2 separate regions of the Homo sapiens genome follow, and region 2 is linked to region 1. Evidence: chromatin contacts called from ENCODE Hi-C or POLR2A ChIA-PET data. All regions are on one chromosome and are shown on one strand. Each heading gives the region's core, a stretch centred on a gene start or an enhancer-like site at or near the end of the contact. The rest is flanking DNA. Distances are from core to core; before and after follow the strand shown.

The links. A loop is a pair of places that touch in the nucleus more often than their neighbours do. ChIA-PET counts read pairs that join two places held with the same protein, here RNA polymerase II (POLR2A). Pooled maps may share reads with other maps.
Region 2: a loop to region 1 is called in a map of dorsolateral prefrontal cortex, with 2.3 times the contacts of the local background. The contact joins the promoter of KAZN here to the enhancer-like site in region 1. A Hi-C loop is called at or near these places in 1 of 168 maps with a recorded cell type or tissue (dorsolateral prefrontal cortex) and 1 of 50 pooled maps. POLR2A ChIA-PET finds 5 or more read pairs at or near these places in 1 of 52 experiments (A673).

Annotation. Positions count from the first base shown.
Region 1 is chr1:14,254,760-14,261,807 of GRCh38, reverse strand. It overlaps LOC107985467 (a long non-coding RNA gene), which reads right to left. Exons shown (of 3, transcript XR_001737611.2): 3 at 6,146-7,048. It also overlaps a transcript of KAZN not described here. Among named protein-coding and RNA genes, the nearest start is that of KAZN-AS1, 160 kb to the left of the region's middle. RefSeq lists an enhancer at 1,997-2,496. Within about 2 kb of position 2,592, at least 5 of the 41 ENCODE cell types and tissues checked have a DNase peak (open chromatin) inside an H3K27ac peak, as active enhancers do; they include dorsolateral prefrontal cortex, where a contact is called at or near this core.
Region 2 is chr1:14,595,819-14,602,866 of GRCh38, reverse strand. It overlaps KAZN (kazrin, periplakin interacting protein), which reads right to left and starts at 4,182. Exons shown (of 15, transcript NM_201628.3): 1 at 3,644-4,182. The coding sequence starts at 3,869. RefSeq lists a silencer at 3,356-3,515.

The DNA of each region.
Region 1 (7,048 bases), core at 1,343-3,842:
CAAGTACCGCAAGACAGACTTCAGGAACAATTCGTTTAAGCTGCAGCTCGAGTGTCACAGGAAACTCTTAAGCCAAGAGAGTGACCTTTCCAAGATGAATACCAATCGGACTGGGAGGGTGATTGGAAGGGAAACACTCTGCCTCACAGTTCCTCAGCACCTTCCACCCCCAAATGTCAGCATGATTTTACAAACGATTTTTCCGCCTCCTCACATCCTTCTGGAAGGGTTAAGTGCCTCGTCGGTGGAGAATGAGCACAAAGGCAGGTAAAGCAGCAACTTGGTAAAAGGCCACGCAGAAAATCAATAGCTAGGCAAACACACTCATGATCAGAAATCTGATCTGGCCCCCGGGGACCATTCAGCTCCATCCTGAGGACCCAGCGTATCTTAACCCGAGTCCTGGAAACTTTAGATTACAACAATAATAATCATAAATTGATGGCGATGATCAGAGCTGAAATTTCCTGATTTATTCCTCTGTGCCAGGACTTTGAGATACATGATTTCATTTATCCTTAATGCATCTTCATGAAATACCTACTTGTCTATCTCTGTTTTACAGCTGCAGTAACTGAGTCTCAGACCAGCAAGATTCCTTGTCTAAGATCTCACAATAGTAAGGGGCTGAGCCAGGATTTGAACCCAAGAAGTCCAATTCCCCACCCTACTTTTTTAAACAGCTTTAGAACTGATCCTTTGAATAGTTCCACAACTTCTTGCAAATAGTTGCCGTCTTAACTTCTGTCTTCCTAAGACATGTATTAAAATCAGAGCCCATACTATACATAACAGCATGCTGTGTGTGTTCACATGTAAAGAGTATGTATTACTACAGGTATCATTGTCGTGTTAGCAAGGGAGGCAGATGTGGCTCCATGAGTGGGAGCATGCACCCTGGAGGCCGTCTGCCTCATTTCAATTCCAACTCCTCACTTTACCAGCTGTGAAACCTGTGACGGCGACTTAACCGCTTTGAGCCTCATCTGGAAAATGGGGCAGTAACAGTACCCATCTGACAAGTGTGTGGTGAGGGTTAAATTAGCGACTATATACATAGTGCAGAAACAGTGCCTGGCAAATAGGAACTGCTACAGAATTTGATGTGGGAATGTGCACAGCTGAGCAGCCTGGTGCCTGCCAGCCGGGCCCGTGTCCTTTACTCACGACTTTGTGGCATTGCTCACAAAGAATGGAGCTATTTCCAGGCTCAGGCTGTCTTTCAGGTGGATCGTAGTTAATGATGTCTCCATCCAGCTGTAACCTTGGACCTAACTCTACATCCCCCTATCTGACTTCTCTCCTATTGTCCCCATGGGCTCACCCTGCTCCAGCCATGCGGGTCATCGAAATGCTCTGTCCCAGGGCCTTTGCACCTGCTGTTCTCTCCATCTGCAGTGCTCTCTGGGTGGTTACTTCACCCTTTCAAACCTCTGCTCAAATGTCCAGACCATCCTCCCTCCCTTGTAAGTCTTCCTGTTCTCCAAGCACTTACCCCATCGGACATTCCGCAGGTTTTACTTGTTTCTTTTGTTTATCGTGTGCCTCCTACACTAGAATATCAGTTCCACGAGGGCAGGGATATCTGTCTGTTTTGCTCACTGCTGTCTCCTTGGTATCTAGAAAAGTGCCTGGCATATCACAGGACCTCAGTAAACATTTGTTGAGTGAATAAATAAATAGGGGAAACAATGAAAGGGGAAGAGGTCGTGAAATTTTTGTCAAGACACAAGGAAGACCGACTTCAGGAGTGTAGAAATTGAAAACGGTGATAACAGCCAACTCAGAAAATAAATGGGAATAAAAGAGTCCACAACCCCGTTCCATTTTCAAAAGAAAAATCCGCTTGCGTTGTGCTTTAATAAAACCTTGCACTTTGGTAACAGCCCATTTATATGTTCAAGGGGAGAGTGATCAATATCTCTGCAGCTCTGGTATTTCCTGGACCCAGTCAAAAGGCACAAGGTCACCCAAAGTCACTGTCACAAAGTAAAGTGGGATGAAGTCATTGAGAAAACCTTCTAGTTTTTCCAAAGCCTTCTGAAGGCCCTGCAGCTGCTGTGTGTCTAGCCCTGCATCAAAGATTCCTACCTCTGCCATTTCCTAACCAGACAGGAGGATGCATCAAAGGAAGCAGTTTGTCTCATGTCCGGGGTTACTAGCATCTCCTCTGGAAATGGTGATGAACCTCAGGCTAACACAACGAATGTGCCTCTTTCAGATGATTCCTGAACCACAGCCAGGCCAATGTGATGGACGGAGGTCTTGCCAGGCCACTTGGGGGGTGAGGCTGGGATGTTCCTAAGACTGAAAGGCAAAGGCGTGCCTCAGAGGGTTGGACTGTTAAAAAGGAGGTCTTGGTGCTGATGTTTGGAGCGCCTGGGTACATCACGTGCTTGTCTCTGTGCCATGGCCGCCGTCCCAGCTCGGCACAGCAGGAGCTTGTGCAAGCCTCCGTCAGCTCCATTGGGGAAGGGAAAGGAGCACAATATACTTCCTACAGAAAGCCCTGGCCCTCAGCCCTCAGAGGCTCGCAGCTGTGCACATCTGGAACAAACTGTCCCAGTGGAGTTGCACACGTGCTCCCAGCATACTCTCTGAATCCGACACCAAGTGCGGAGCCAGGAGGGCCCGGCATGCATGCTGCCTAGCCACGTGAGCCACCTTTCACTCATCTCCAAGCAGAAACCATCGGCCTTTGTGACTTCAACTCCGAGTTGAAAGTGTGCCTTTGTTCATCTGTCCCGCAGCTCGTTGGACATGTCAATAACCTGACAGACCTTTGAGTCTCTCTACCTGACGCCCAGCCCCGTGATTACCTCTCCTCTTTCCATCCCTCCAAATTTGGAGCTACTCTGCATTTTGCTTTTGTTTGGACTTTGCAAAATTGAGATGCCAATGCAATAAACGTGTGTTGACCATTTACCATGGAGACAGCAAGGTGAGCTTCTCTTACTTCTATTAAATCATTTAATCTCTACATATTCCTGCGAGGTTGTAGTCACCTGCATTCCAGGTGAGATTCTAAGAACAAAAGCAACTTGCACAGAGGCTTGACAGACAGGTAGCAGGCAGAGCTGGGACTTAAACACAGCCTGGTCTGATGACAAACTCACCACTGACATGAAGTCAAACATTTGAGAAATGAATTTAATATTCTGAAGCAAAGCAGCTTAACTCGCCAATGCATTTGGTTCTCCCTGGTATAGATTCTAGATTAAACGAATAGCAAAAGAAGCTTTTCTTCCAGAATTATAGTTGAACTCTGTGTTTTTTTAGGCGCAGTGGCTCACGCCTGTAATCCCAGCACTTTGGGAGGCCGAGGCAGGTGGATCACGAGGTCAGGAGATCGAGACCATCCTGGCTAACACGGTGAAACCCCGTGGTCTACTAAAAATACAAAAAAAAAAAAAAAAATACAAAATTTAGCCAGGCGTGGTGGCGGGCACTTGTAGTCCCAGCTACTCGGGAGGCTGAGGCAGGAGAATGGTGTGAACCCGGGAGGCAGAGCTTGCAGTGAGCCAAGATTGCACCACTGCACTCCAGCCTGGGTCAAAGAGAAAGACTCTGTCTCAAAAAAAAAAAAAAAGAAAGAAAGAAAGAAAGAAAGAATCTTGAAATGTTTCCCAAAATACAGTTTTGGGACAGTTTTGGGACAGTTTTGGGACGGTGGAGGGTTCATTGTGATCTACCGTGATGAAGGGTCTCAGGCTCTCCTCTCTCTCTTCATCCGTTCAGTCTCTTGCACTTCATATAAATGCCTGAGCTTCTATCAAATTGTCTAATTTTTCCCCCATTCTTACCCTTCCCCCTTCTTTTCTTTTTTTTTTTTCTCTTTTTTTTTTTTTAATGTTTTTTTTTTTTATTATACTCTAAGTTTTAGGGTACATGTGCACATTGTGCAGGTTAGTTACATATGTATACATGTGCCATGCTGGTGCGCTGCACCCACTAACGTGTCATCTAGCATTAGGTATATCTCCCAATGCTATCCCTCCCCCCTCCCCCGACCCCACCACAGTCCCCAGAGTGTGATATTCCCCTTCCTGTGTCCATGGGATCTCATTGTTCAATTCCCACCTATGAGTGAGAATATGGTGCTGGGAAAACTGGCTAGCCATATGTAGAAAGCTGAAACTGGATCCCTTCCTTACATCTTATACAAAAATCAATTCAAGATGGATTAAAGATTTAAACGTTAGACCTAAAACCATAAAAACCCTAGAAGAAAACCTAGGCATTACCATTCAGGACATAGGCATGGGCAAGGACTTCATGTCCAGAACACCAAAAGCAATGGCAACAAAAGACAAAATTGACAAATGGGATCTAATTAAACTAAAGAGCTTCTGCACAGCAAAAGAAACTACCATTAGAGTGAACAGGCAACCTACAACATGGGAGAAAATTTTCGCAACCTACTCATCTGACAAAGGGCTAATATCCAGAATCTACAATGAACTCAAACAAATTTACAAGAAAAAAACAAACAACCCCATCAAAAAGTGGGCGAAGGACATGAACAGACACTTCTCAAAAGAAGACATTTATGCAGCCAAAAAACACATGAAGAAATGCTCATCATCACTGGCCATCAGAGAAATGCAAATCAAAACCACTATGAGATATCATCCCTTCCCCCTTCTTTTCAATGATGCCTTTAAAAATAAGGACATACACTACATCCAGGGCTGAACAGGCAAAAATAAGGATAAATTATAGCAGAAGGGACCTAAGAGATAAGGATGAACTTTCTGATTAAAAGGGTAATTAAACATTGTTACAGCCTCTGAGCAGAGGATCAGTCAGTCAAACATGCTTATTTTGTCATATTGTGGGAATCAAGCAAGGACTGAGTGTGCCATTTGGGGCAGGAGTGGGAGAGGAACACTTCCTAAAGAAATAGAACGCATCATCGATGCCTTTACAGATCTTGCAACTGAATGAGAAATTCACAATAGGCATGAGTAGAAAAGACCCCTAAAGCCCTTCATGGGGAGAGTAAATTTAGGTTTACTATCCTGTGCCATATTGATTAAATATGTTATCCCATTTAATCCTGCTGACAATTCTTTAGGGTGAAATGCTGTTATTTTTGCCCCTTACATATGACAGAACTGAGGCTCGGGAAACCTAAATCAGTTGCCACAATCACACAGCCAAGAAGGGATGGGCTCCGAGAAGACCCAACTGGAAAGCCAATGCAATTTCCTCTGCCATTTTTTTCTAGAATGTTCTAAATAAAGACCTCAGGGGACAGGTGAATAACAGGGTACTCTCTTGCCTCCCTCCCTCCTTTCCTCTCTCTGTCTCCTTCCCTCTCTTCCTTCCCTTTCTCCTTCCTACTCCTTTCCCCTCTGCCTCACTTTCTCCCTTCCTTCTTTCCTTCCTTTCCCTCTCTCCTTCTCTCCTTTGAATTTCAGTAAGACCATTACTTCATAATGTAGAAGTTGCGGGGGTGGGTAATATGGGGTGTCTAATTTCTGCTAACAGTGTGCATATTAAATATTGTGTGGCCAGAGACACTTGGCTCATCTTTGAGGACAGAAGAAAGCACCAGGGTGAGTTGCAATACCATTTGCAAGAATCTCAGCAACTCCAACGCACCGGGAAATACAGGTTTGGAGAGCTCATCTTTCCTGAGTTAACAGCATAGAAGGATTAGGAAAAGAACTTAGTAATAGGTTTTGATATTAGCAAAAAAGCAGCTCTGGGAACTAAATCTAAAGAGTAACAATCATTTTATTTAGGACTTGTTGAAAGCAGACACTTAGGAGGGAGAGAAGCTGCGACAGAGAGTCTCCAATTTACAAAAGAAAAGGGAAATCAAACTTCCTTTCTGGGTTTAGCTCAGTTCTAACCATTTTCTTGCCTAGAGTGGGTTACCAGGGATGACTCACCAGGCAGCATAACACAGCAGTGCACACTTTGGAGGCAGCCAGTCCTTGGTTCAAATTGTTACTTTGCTCACCACTTACCCAAACACATTATTTAATCTCACAGTGATTTAAAATACTCATCTATAAAATGGACATAATGATACTACCTCAGTCACTGGGTTCTTTAGAAGATAAAACGATGTCACACTTGTAAAGGGGTTAGCCCAGTGTCAGACAGGTTGTAAGTACTGCACCCATGACCATTGTGGAAGTCACACCGTGCAACTTTTATTTTGGCTGATGTCAGTTGTATAAAACTATGACATAGACCAGTAGATGGATGGAACATTCTGATTGGTGCAAGTCATTCTTCCCATAATTCCATTCAATATGCATAAACCCAGTACTGGACGACAGAACTGAAGATGCCATTCCTTTATGAAACTCCGTTTCTGTGAGCCTCCGTCTTGCTGGGCTGACTATATTTGACTACACACATAAAAATATATATCTAAAAAAAGATCATGAAACACATTTGATTAGTTTGAATATATGTCCCTGCCAAATCTCATGTTGAATTATAATCCCCAATGAGGGAGGTAGGGCCTAGTGGAGGTGTTTGGGTGATAGGGATGGATCCCTTGTGGCTTGGTGCTATCCTCCCAATAGTGAGTGAGTTTTCATGAGATCTGGTTGTTTAAAAGTGTGGCAACCCGCCCCCCAACTCCCTCTCTCACTATTTGAGACACTGGTTTCTCCTCTTCTCCCCTTTCTTCTTCTTCTTCTTCTTTTTTTTTTTTTTTTTTTTTGAGACAGAGTCTTGGTCTGTTGCCCAGACTGGAGTGCAGTGGCGCAATCTCAGCTCACTGCAACCTCTGCCTCCCGGTTCAAGCAATTCTCCTGCCTCAGCCTCCTGAGTAGGTGGGATTACAGGCACATGCCACCACACCTGGCTAATTTTTGTATTTTTAGTAGAGACGGGGTTTCACCATGTTGGTCAGGCTGGTCTCGAACTCCTGACCTCCTGATCCACCCGCCTCAGCCTCCCAAAGTGCTGGGATTACAGGCATGAGCCACCGTGTCCAGCCTGGCTTCTCCTTTCAACTTCTGCCATGCTTGTAAGCTTCCTGAGGCTTCCCGCAGAAGCTCAGTAGATGTTGGTGTCATAC
Region 2 (7,048 bases), core at 2,933-5,432, 340 kb before region 1:
CCACTTGCATAGGAATACAAATACAATTATTTCTTTAACAAAGAAAACTAATGACAGTAGGCATACATCCTACTGGGCATTAAGTATTTTGTTATATACAGTTAACACCTATTTGAATTGGGTACCATAGCACTTAATTGTTTTGTTCTATGCATAGCAAAGCAACCAACTGAATCTAATATTAGTCATTCATCAGCTGATAAAACTTTTTCAGAGAAACAAACTGCTACATTTTCCCCTCAAAGAACAGCAAGCATTTTAAACACATTTTCCCAGAGATGTTATGCTGAGGAAAACAGCTTAGAAATGTTACTTTAAACAAATCCCTTCTCTGGCTACCAACAACAAGATGAATTGGAACAAATGCTTGGCTCTGTTCTTTCCAAGCCTCCTTCTGTCCACCTGTCAAAGGCTGCCGTGACCCCACCGACCCAAAAGGCAGCCTCTGGAGCTCTGAAATGTGTCACCCTGCACGGACGCCCTCTGCACTGTACGCCAGCATTCTCATTAAGGATTATCCAACTCAGTTGCAGGAGGGAGAGACAAGATGGGCTGGCTGCCAGGAATTCTTTCAACACAGATTCCGAAAGAATATCCTCCGAAGTGCCGAAAGCCCAGATTTTCAGCAGTTCACTTTCTAGATTCTGTTACATAGCAACCATGCCAGCTCACAGGGAGTACCAACCAAGTTAATATTTTGTTTAAATGACACACTGCATTAACCCGCTAGGAAAACCCAAATTTTCTTCATCAAAAGGGGATACCAACCTACCTACTGCCCGTTGTCATCCCTGGAACAAAACAGCCAATGATGGATTGATGAGTTTGCTTCATTCATTTAAAAAAAGAATTTAAAAAACAAAAACAAAAACATTTGAAAATGAATCTAACAGTCTCTTGGCAGAGGAAGCAAAAGGTGACTCTTTCCCAAAACCATTTGTACTAATATTGTTAAAGTTACATTAGCATGCATTTAATATGTGCATAATGCCCTTTCGTTAAAAGATGACTTACACGGTTGCATTTTGAAATGCAAAGATACTCGTTTTATTCAAAACCTTGATTTGAAAACTGATAACTCAATAGCACTTAAACACTCTTAGGGTCTGGGCCCATTGAACTGCACCAACACAGACAAAATGAAAACACAAGACTAATTTGGAAGAACAGTCAGAAACCCTGAGGAGCTGAGCCTCTGGGAGCCTCCCTGGAGGTGTATTACGAAGAATCAAGTGGAACCCAATCAATTGCACTTTAAAATTAACTTGTGTGAGAACTCAAGGCTTCTTTTTAGGATAATGAAAGCAATGGCAAAAGAAACTACCAGACCACCTCTGCAGAGGGTTTCTGTGCTAGCAGGATGCTGCCACAGGCTATGAAAAAAACAAAAACAAACAAAAACAACTCCCGCCCCCATCAAAAAAAAAAAATCCCCCAAACTTACAGAGGCTAAATAATGTATCAAGTACTGTTGCTACAGACAAGTAAATGATACCCCACTGAACTTATACGGGGGCTTGTTTTCTTTTCAACCATCACATCTGTTGAAATGCATATCAGTTTAGACGGTTATGCGGCCAACAATCAAGTAGAGTTTAAACCTTTGAACATTTTATTTTCTGATTATAAAAATCACAAAGTGCCCCTAGGAAAGATTTTGAGACATACCAATGTACAAAGAGGAGAAATCAAGACCACCCTTCATCCTACCACCCACAGCCAGCCACTGACATGGGCAGGCACAGTCCTGAGAGCGTATGGGAGCTGCTGGTTTTATGTGTTTTTAAGGATATCCAAGAGATCCAAAAGCCATTTTCATTTCCACAGCCCTGTGCATTTGTGTAGGAAAAAAGAACAAGGAATCAGCCCCCTGTTGCTCCACTACAACAATTTAACCATCCGCGAGTATGTCAGTTTTCAAGTTGAGCATGTGGACATCATTACTGCGTTGACTGCCTTAGCCTGCCCAGTCTACAACCAGACCCAGGACTCAGATAAAAAGCCACTTAACTTTTCCTTCGCGGAGAAAGGGGCAGACAGTGGGAAATAAACGAGCATTGTTCAGTGTCCTTTACTATACAGCTTTTGATTCTTAGCAAAATGCCAGTTCTTAGCTATTTCTTTAATGTTAGCAGAGCCTCTGCCTATAAAAAGTGAAGCATTACCTTGCAGTCTGTCTTTTTTTTTTTTTTTTTTTTTTGCACAGGTTCCAGTGGAGAATGTTCTTTCGCACACAATGACATTGCAAGGATGACAAGAATAACCACATGTCAAGCTTGCAGCAAGCACTAGGACCACAACACCTTCTCACCATTACGTCATGGCTACTTCCTTACCAAAGTACTCCCCCCAATTCCTAAGACTTCCAACAGGCTCCGGGAGTACCAAGTTAAGATCTGACTTGGAATTCGACATAAAACTGCACGTGGGCAGGCTTCACATCTCACCTCAAAGAAAGCACACCTTCCCAGGAAGATAAGGTGGAAACAGAGACTGATGGAGAGAACCAGATTCTTAGGAAAACAGACTCTCTCAACCCTCAAGAGAAGCTCTTGAAATGACAACAGAACCAGAAAATCATTTTGAGCCACTGAGCAATTGGTACCTTGCACTTCAAGTGACATATTTAGACAAGTGGACCTCATGGACTGGAGATTTGTTTCTGTCCTGTTCTGGATTTCAGCAGTTTAATTTGCAATTCAAATGATATTAATAACCAGTGATACTGTTTCTTAAAGGGCAATTAGGCAAAAAGAAAAAAAAAATCCCCCAAAGCCTGCTTACCCTTTTACTTTCTAAGTCACAGAAACCAAACAGTACATTTTAGGGAATGCCCCATCCGCCTTTATGTCTTGCAGGGGGTTTCAGAGCTTAATCTCTGTCAATGTGAACACAAACCAACTGTCTTTTTCTTCCTCTTCTCTAAACCGCAGAGTCCCTTCAAACGGGCTCCCTGCAGCCCACCACCCTAAGCCTTCATTTCTCTACCGCTCAACCTTTGAGGTCTACAGTATCCCCCTGGAAAGTGCTCTCGGTGTTTATATTTGCGGAAATTTAAACTCCCTGCTGAGCTGAGCATCTACTGTTGCATCTATAGATTCCAATGCCTGAGAGACCTCAAATGAGAAGAAAATAAAGTCCAGATGCAACTGAGCCAAGGGATTTGGCATCCGCGGAGAAAAGTGCACAGCAGTGCAATCCTCTATCCCAACCACGGCGGCAGAGCCCGGAGCTCTCTCTGGGAAGGAGCCTAAGGAAGTGGGGGGAACTGTGCCATTCACCCCTGCGGGGGGTGGGGAAAAGGCCCCGGCATGAAAAGTTTGCACGGAGCTAGGGGGCTGGTGCCACGGAAAGGGCACTTTCTGATGCCGGAAGGGACCCGCCGGCTGCGCCTCGCTCAGGCTGGCCGGGGCCGGTGTGACCGTGTGACCCCGTGCACACTGCGCTCGGGTTTTCGTGAATGACAGCAGCCTGCAACTCCCAGCCGGAGAGCAGCGGTGGCCACCGCCGGGCGGAAAGGGTTACAAGCCAGAATGCAAAGCGATTTCGCCCCGGGTGTGGGGGACCCCGGGTCCCCGGCCACCTCCGAGGCCGGGCGTGCTCTGCTCGCCTTCCTCCGCCCTGGGCGCCGGGGCGATCCTACCTTGCGCTCCAAGCTGGGGGTTCTCCATGTTCGTCGCCGCCGAGTCCCCCGCCGCCGAGGCGCTGGCCGCGGCTCCCGGGCCCGGGCCGGGGCCGCCGCCGCCGCTCAGTTCCGCCAGTCTCCGGTTGGTGGCCGTGAGTTCGGCTCGCAGGTTGGTCACCTCCTGGCTGGCCGACTGGACCGCCCCATCGATGCGGAGCGCGAGCTGCTTATTGTCTTCCATCATGCTCAGGATTTTGGCCTGGGGGCGAGAGAGGTGACAAAGAGCTGCATGATGCGCGGGGGGCGCGCGGCCGGGCACCCCCGGCTCTACCTGTTGTGTCCTCCGCGGCCCGGCTTCGCCCGCGCCCCGACCCCCAGGCACCGGCAGCGCCGGTTCCTCCGGCACAGGAATGACAGCGGCGCCTCCAGCCCTAGCCGCGGCGGTGGCGAGGCGGCGGGGGGAGGAGGCGGAGGAGAAAAAAGAGGAGGAGAAGGAGGAGGAGGAGCAGCGATCGCCGAGACCCCGGCGGGCGGGCGCCGAGAGCTGCTCCAAGAAGGACACCGCGCGCCACCAGGCACTCTTTAAATGGAGCCTACCATTCGCCGCCGGCTCGGGAGGGGGTCTCGGTCGGAGGCTGGGGGCACCCTTGGCCTCCCGCGCCCCCGTACTTCGGAGACACACCCCCCGGGGGGGCGGAGGCGGCGGACGGCAGTCGGGAGGGGGCCAAGGTGGCGCCCCTGGCGAGGGGCAGGGGTCGCCTGGACCGAGGCCGGCCCTCTGTCCCCTCCCTTGAGCGGTGGGGCAGCCCCCGCCCTGGAGAACTGGTGCCCCGAGCCGTGCTAAGGTTGGGGAGGTGCTGGGTGCTCGGAAGAGAGGGTGCTTGGAAAGGGGGCCTCAGAGGGGAGCCGGGGTGGATCTCCATGGAAGGGAGACGCTTGCGCCAGCTCAGGAGTGGAGTTCGTGCTCCACCGGTTCCTTAAACTGCGAGTACGAAATCCCCAGAGGGGAGCTGAGCTGGTGCCCCGCGTGCCTCTCACTCTCCACCCCCCACCCGCAGGCCAGACCTGCGCTGCCCACCCCAGGAGGGAGCGCCTATCTTCCTCGGCGTGGGCCGCTGGTGCTCCCGCCTCTCCACAGCCCTAGCCCTGTGTGTGCATCCAGGTGGAGGAGCAGCCTTAGCCAGCTCCTAAGCTTCTTAGCCGGGCTGAATATTGGCGGGGACAGAGATGAGGTTGAGAGATAAGAAGGAAGGCGTCGATGGGGCTTCTTCCCTTTCTTCTACTGGGAGCAGAAGAGTTGAGCCCTGCTGCCTCAGTTTACCCATCCCCTCTTCACAGAAGAACTGAGGTAACCTGACGTTGATATGCCCTCTCCAGCTCCTCTTTCTCTCCCAGACCACAGGCTTTGCATTTTTCACTGGGGCCCTGGATTCCAGCCACCAGACCTTGTTACCATAGCAAACTTCATTCCATGCAAATAGGACAATTTAAAACAGCCAGCAACCCTCTGGTCAACAGGGCGCCATCATTCCAGCTCAGTCAACCTCCGGAGAGCAGCAAAGAGCAGATTGCAGAAGCCAGTGGGGTGCTGCGAGGAAAAATGAGGCTGCCCACCCTTCAGGTTCTTACAGGAAGCCCATAAGAACCAAGCAAAAACTGCGTGTAGAGTGCTTTTATATGCATTCTTATCTCTTGTGAGTGAGGATTATTATTCCCATTTTAGGGATAAGGAAACTGAGGCTCTGCATAGGGTTAAGCAATTTACTTAAGGGGCCCGCAGAAACCAGGTGACAGCGGGACTGGAAGAAAGTAATCATCTGATTGCAAGTTCCTCCTGCTGCGCCTTCAGGAGGCCTTGGATGATAGATTTCTCCCCCCTTTTCTGTGGAACCATAAAAACAGTCTTGCTCCATTCCCCTGTGACCACTAACAAGCTTTTGCAAGAGGGCAGGATTTGATGGTGGAGCATGTGGCAGGAAGACACAATTCTTCACTCTGTCCGCTCTGCTCAGCTAATGGGTCAGTTCGGGGATCGAACCCTGACCTTAACCTCATTAACACAAGTTCTTACCAACTGGACCAACCAAGGCACTTAGAACTGCTTAGTGTATCTGCAAACCAGGATTCAGTTCTTTGCAGTCTTTCAGTTACGTTATGGGGAGAGCATCAAAACTACAGAGCTGTGTGGGTCTTGAAAAGGGGGATGCCGTGGTGCAGCCATTGTGGAAAACATATTAGCAGTTCCTTGAACAGTTAAACATAGGATTACCATACGACCCAGCAAATCCACTCCTAGGTATATGTCCAAAACAAATATCCAAACAAAAATTTGTACATGAATGTTCATAGCAGCACTGTTCATTAGTAGCCAGAAGGCAGAAATAACCCAAATGTCCATCAACAGATGATTGGATGAACAAATTGCAGTATGCAATGGAATATTACTCAGCCGTGAAGAGTACTGATACATGCTACTACTACGTGGATGAAGCTCCAAAACATTATGTTAGTTGAAAGAAGCCCGACATAGAAGGTCACATATTATACGATTCAATTTATATGAAATATCCAGAATAAATAAATCCATGAAACAGGAAGCAGATTGGTGTTTGTCAGGGGCTGTGGGGAGGGAAGAATGAGAAGTAACTGCTTAATAGGTGCCGGGTGTTACTTTGTGCTGACTGATGAAAATGTTTTAGAACTAGACAGAGGTGGTGGTGGCACAACACGGTGAATGTACTAAGTGCCATTGAATTGTTCACTTTAAAGGGCTTAATTTCATGTTATGTAAATTTTACCTCAATCAAAAAGTCATATATGCAAATACACAAATAGAGAGGATGGGAATGTTTTGGAACTAGGGCTTCTGAGCAAACAGTTAAGAGTAGCTCTATTTAGAGGGCCGTGTGTGTGTGTGTGTGTGTGTGTGTGTGCGCACACGTGTGCGTGCACTCACACCTCTGGTATAGCACTCAGCAGAAGAAACAGTAATTTATCTGTTTATATGTCTCTCTCCCACTTCACTGGGAACTTGTGGGTGGGGGAAGGAGGGTTATCCGGCTTTTTATGTCATTCATCTTTGCGTCCTTGCCGCCCTAGCCCGTAGTAAGTGTTCTGTAAATGAATGCGTGTGAGTGTGTTTGTGTAGTAAACAAAGTGACCCAGTGTTACTCATTTTGCTCTTCAGTGAGATTATTCCCACACACCGGAATCTTCAAATCAAATCAAAACAAAAAAATCTAATAAGGAGAAAAGAAAAGACTCATTCCTTGAGCCCCTTCTCATCCCTCTATTTTTGAGGTTTCAAGAAGCTGCTTTAGAAACTCCTGGGGTGCCTCCTAGGATTTTAAGAATTTTATTTTTTGAGAGTTTTTTTTCCTAACATGAAAAAAAGGGGCTTTTTCCAGTTGTGTGTCCTTATGT